Regions from separate parts of the Mus musculus genome. Here region 1 is linked to region 2. The links are chromatin loops, found by intact Hi-C in ENCODE. Cell type or tissue: heart. All regions are shown on one strand.

What was found. Hi-C counts contacts between places; a loop is a spot of excess contacts. Peaks named below come from ENCODE experiments on the same cell type or tissue, not always from the same donor. Only the 100,000 strongest peaks of a DNase experiment are listed, where the experiment ranks them.
Region 1: it touches region 2 in a loop (3-fold over the local background); 4 of 42 quality-filtered maps call a loop at or near these places.

The regions. Positions count from the first base shown.
Region 1 is chr9:14,275,060-14,277,559 of GRCm38, reverse strand. Sesn3 (sestrin 3) reads right to left here and starts at 1,259. Exons shown (of 10, transcript NM_030261.4): 1 at 931-1,259. The coding sequence starts at 1,008. In heart, CTCF peaks have their summits at 1,536 (motif pointing left) and 2,447; DNase peaks (open chromatin) are centred at 449, 729, 1,369 and 2,339; H3K4me3 peaks cover 2,500 bases; H3K27ac peaks cover 2,398 bases.
Region 2 is chr9:14,379,608-14,382,107 of GRCm38, reverse strand. It overlaps Endod1 (endonuclease domain containing 1), which reads left to right and starts at 866. Exons shown (of 2, transcript NM_028013.3): 1 at 866-1,437. The coding sequence starts at 1,138. In heart, a CTCF peak has its summit at 1,065; DNase peaks (open chromatin) are centred at 227, 1,007 and 1,577; H3K4me3 peaks cover 2,415 bases; H3K27ac peaks cover 1,790 bases.

The DNA.
Region 1 (2,500 bases), 100 kb after region 2:
GAGCGCAAATATTTGAGCTTGCTTATTTATGTGCTTGCTTGTTTTTCCTAGGACATAAAGAGCAATCCTAAATTGACTGTAGATAGGAAAATTGACAAAAACGGCACCATATTCATCTTAGCTCTCAAATATGCACAGCTCAGCAATTTTAATTCATTGGTGCTGGACAAACAGAAACACCTCACCTAATGATTTCATTTCATGCAATGTAAAAATAAGAGTGTAAAAAAGAAACAGATTATATTAGTCAAGGAGGCTATTCAGATCTTATTAAAACCTCTTCTGCGTCTACAGGGACATTTTGTCATCCTTTCTCTCCCTGCATCCCCATCCCCCACGGGGCGATTAAGCCAAGTAAGCTAAACAATACTGGAGTAAACTTTCTATCAGTCACTCTGGAAAGCAATAAGCCAATCCTGGGTCGGATTTTCTCGATCGACATCGCGGTGGGGGATGATAAGGAGGGCGAACCCAAGTCGTCTTCAGCCTCCACCTCCACCAACCCAAGCTGAAAGCGCTGGAAGATCGAACAGCATTTCCTATGGGTATAAAGTTCAAGATGCCTTCATGGTGCCTTTCGGGACCCACCAAGAGAATGTCAAGAGGCGGTGCCAAGGCACCGTAGGCCTGGCAGAAGCGACCCAGTCGAAGAAAACACCCCCCCAGAGTCAGCCACCGGGGAGAGGCAGCCAGTCTCCTGCAGACCAAACTGGTTGCTGTGATTTCAGGCCAGCCTCCATCCCCAGCCGAGCCGGTTCCTCCCAGCATCCCAGCATCCCTTCAGCCTCGGGGCAGACCCGGCGGCAGCCCAGGGGCCGGGCGCAGGGACCCGCGGGGGGACACTTTGCCTCTCGTCCCCCCTCCCCCGCAAGCGCCGCCCGGACCCGGACCGTGGGGAGCGCCTCGCCGCCGGACGCGGCCGCGCCGTACCTTCCGCAGCACTTTCCGGCAGTTGGTGCAGAGCAGGTAGTTGGCCGAGGCCGACGCGCTGCTGCCACCGCGGTTCATCGCGCCGGAGCCGGGCTGTCACCGCGGCCGCTAGCGAAGGGCTGCTTCAACGTTCTCTTCTCAGGGGGTCGGGCGGCAGCGACGGCGCAGCGGCTGCCCGCGCGAGCTCGGCGGGGACGGCAGCCGCGGCACTCAGCGACCCGTTGTTCCTCCCGCCCCCATCGCCAGACCCCCGCCCCGCCAGCCAGGACGAGCAGCCGCGGCCGTCTCAGCTTCTCAGTGCGGCCCCGCCCCCGAGGCCCGCCGCCTTCAGGGCAGCCGCGCTGGGCACCGCCCCCTCCCGCCAACCAGACGGCACCGGCAACGCCCCCTTCTGCACCCGCATCCAATGAGTGGCTCCGGCCAATCGCGGGAGGCGAGAGCAACACGAATCTCCGGGCAAGTTAAGTTTATCTCCGAGGCTCGATGCTGAAGAGTGACCCTGGGTTAGTTAGGTAGTGGGGTGGGAGGGACTCCAATCTACCAATGAGAAATGGAGGTGTGGTGTATGCAAATTATCAGGAACTCTAGCGCCACCCTCAGGACAAGCCACGCCTCTCTGCAAAAACCGTGCAGAATGGAGAGTGAGATTAAATAGCTGGAAGCTAGAGCTCGCTAGAGGATCTGAGACCTAGCTAAACATTTCCTGATCTCTCGGGAGTGGGCCGGGTGGACGCTAGAACGTTCCTTCCTCCGGGGCAGAGATTCAGCTTTCTCTCCATGGATCTAAATCTAATAGCTGTGAGGAAGACTGCGGTCTTGCAGCACTTTGCTCCCACAGATCTCAAAGAACTTTATGTTCTTTATGCACTCTGTAAATCTGGTACGAAAGACCAACTACCTACGGCTGTAGAGTTAGAAGTCTACACAGCTATTGGAGTTGGAGACCCGGAGACACATCTTTGGTTTAGGGGTTTTTCCCTCTCTCCGACGATCGTTCTCACAGCAAAGAAAGTTCGTTTATCATGAACAAGTCAGAGATTGATACACACACACACACACACACACACACACACACACACACACACACACAAATCCTGTGGGAGGCCTCTGGTTAGAAACTTGCAGAGCACAATCCCTGCCTGTGATGGAAGGTTTTGAGTACGAATTGCCATTTAAAACGATTGGACTGGACCTTCCTCTCTCAAAACTGACAACGGTGAGTCAGGGTTTAGCTTCTATGTTCTGGAGACAGAAGGCATAAGTCACTGAGGAAAGCTCCGGCTGGCCAGATGCCCAACCCAGGCGAGTGAGAGAGCCAGGTACTCCGAGGGGCCAAACACCAACCCCGGACTGCAGACCAGACTCTGGCTGCCTGCTCCCCAGTGAGAACAAAGGCGGTGCAAAGCGAGCACCTGATTGGCTCAGGGTGCTCACCGGTGTCGTGGAGCCCATGATAGGGTGCTTCTGCTACTGGCGCAGAGCACCAAGCTCCCAAGAACTGCAGTTCCCCAGCCGGCCTTGGCGGTGACCACACCGCACTGCGTGCTATGACATCACCTGTTTTCGCTCT
Region 2 (2,500 bases):
AGTTCCCTAACCTAATGTATACTGTTGCTCCAGACCTCAGTTTTATTTTTAAACTAAATTAATTACTTCAGTTTGAGTCAGGGTCCAAGAAGCCCATTCTGCCTTTGAACTCCTGGTCCCTGTGCACACCACCACAGCTAGTTATTTACTGGGAGTGGGAACCGGGGCTGGGCTTCTTAATCCTAGTCAATCACTCTGCTCACATCCCAGCCAGATTCCTCTGCTCTTTATTCCACCAGCCTGTCTCAAGTCCCTCCCACATTCTTTTCCCCTCTGGGAAAGTCCAGCTTGGGGCTGCCTTCCTCAGGGTGTCAGTTCAGATATCATCTTTTCAGGCCAACTTCCTTCACTGTATCCTAAAACCCTGTAGGAGTCACGCAGTGGATTAACACTGGGTTTTCAGTGATTCCGTAAACAGCATGTTTTGTTTGTTTGTTTGTTTGTTTGCTTGTTTTTTAATTAATACTAGGCTCACCAAACAGAGATCCTGCTCTTGTCGGTTATCACTCTACTAATTCAAGGTGGGGGTGTGCAGAGGCATGTGAGCAGTGGGATGAATACAGGGTGTTGGCTGTCTTGTTCCCTTCTGAGTTTCGGTTTGATATCTAATGCTCATACCAAGTAAACCACGGCCGGGCTGTGCTGTCTGCCTAAGAACTTCCTTTATCAGTATTTATTTATTTATTTATTTATTTATTTATTTATTTATTTATTTATTTATTTATTTATTTAGCAGGGTCTTACGGATCCCCCTGCCTCTACCAAAAACCCGGCTTTAACAGGGTTTCTTAACTGGGGTCTGATGCGGAAGGGTAGGCACCGTCTCCTCTGTGGACATCTCCCCATCCCGGAGGAACCTGGTGCACGCAAGGTCCGACTTCTCAGCGCCAGCCCTGGGGACAGCCCCTTGGGCTAAGCCAGTCCAGCGCGGAGGGGGAGCTCTGGCACACAGCAGCGCCGCGGCAGGTGTCCGGTCTCCAGGGGTGGGTGCAGCCGCAGAAAGCCGCGGCTGAGCACTGCAGCCATCTTCGGGGTGGAGGCGGAGAAGGGGCGCGGCCTTGGCCCAGAGCCGCCCCGCCAGAGAGGCTCACCGCGGACTTCCCTGCTCTAGCGGCGCCCGGCCGCGCAGAGGCCGCCATGGGCTGTGCGCGCTGGCTGGCGCTGGGCGGCCTCCTGGCCCTGGCAGGGCTGTTGCAGGCCCGGCTGCTGCTCCCGCAGCAAGCGGGCTTCGGCGAATGCGACCGTTTCTTCTACAAGGGGACCCCACCCGCCGGGCTGGCGACCGAAGCGCACGTGAGGATCTGTCAACGCTTCGCGGGCTCCGAGCGCTTCGCCACTCTGTACAGTCCTGGCCACCGCATCCCCGTGTTCTCCGCGTTTCGCGCTGCGCGCCCGGCGTCCCGCAGTGCCGAGCAGCGCGGGCTGCTGGAGCCGCAGGTAAGCAGGACTCGGGAGAACCGGGATCTGAAGTTCAGATCTACCCCCCAGCGTCTCCCCATCCCCAAACTGCAGCCTGCCTTGCCTGGGTGGGAGTCTCCACTTAAGCCGCAGGGGCGGGAGGTTCCCCGAGGAGATGGCCCTCCCTCCTCTTGGGCTCAGACGTCTGCAGTGTCTGGTTGGTTTCCTGGGTAGTAGAGAACATGAACTGGGAGACAGCCCTTGGTGGCCAAGACCGGGCAGATCCGCGGGAAGCACAAGCTTCCCAGGCCCGCCCACATCCCCTCAGCAACATTTGGGCGGTGGGCAAGTTCACCCCACTTTACAGGAAGCAGCTCCAGACAAGGAGGGGTGAAGGAGCTTGCAGAAGACCACCCAGCTGGTGAGATGAGTGAGCTGGTCTTGAGGCTAGAAAATCACTGCCCTTTCTGCTAGGGGAAAGCTTCTGACAGTGCAAGGACTTTGGGAAGCTCAGTGGGGGTAGTACCCACGCAGAAAGGACAAACCAGTTTTTCCTGAATCTTCGTATCTGTAGATTATCAGACCATTGCAATCAAGTGACCTTTCACAGTGTTGGGTCTGTCTGGCGGCAGGGATCAAACACCGAGAAAGCCTTCCATGGGCCATACAGAAACTGCTGACTGGCTCTCCTCTGCCAGGTCTCCGCAGTAAGACACCCTGTCCTGCCTCTCTGACTTCTCCCCAGCCTTCCAGCCCTGTGTGTCCCAGAGCCCTTGGTTCCTGCCGGCCACCAATACAAAGCTTCTGGCTTTCAGGTGTCTCCACCTGAAAGTATGGATTGTACCTTGGTCATATTTCCAGCTACCATTGGCCAGGCAGGTTTCAGGCAGTCTGCACCAATATTACCTTCTCACATCCTCCTGTGTCCAGCGTCCTGCTGTAAGGATCTCTGAGCTCAGGCCAGTAGAAAGAGTTCTTAGCTTGTGCATATAGGGAAGATATGTGCCGATCTAAACTTACTTTCCCTCAGTATACCCCTAGAAGTTCTTTATGTACCCCTGGTCTGGGAAGAAAGCAGCAACCCAGTCCATTCTCATTAAGT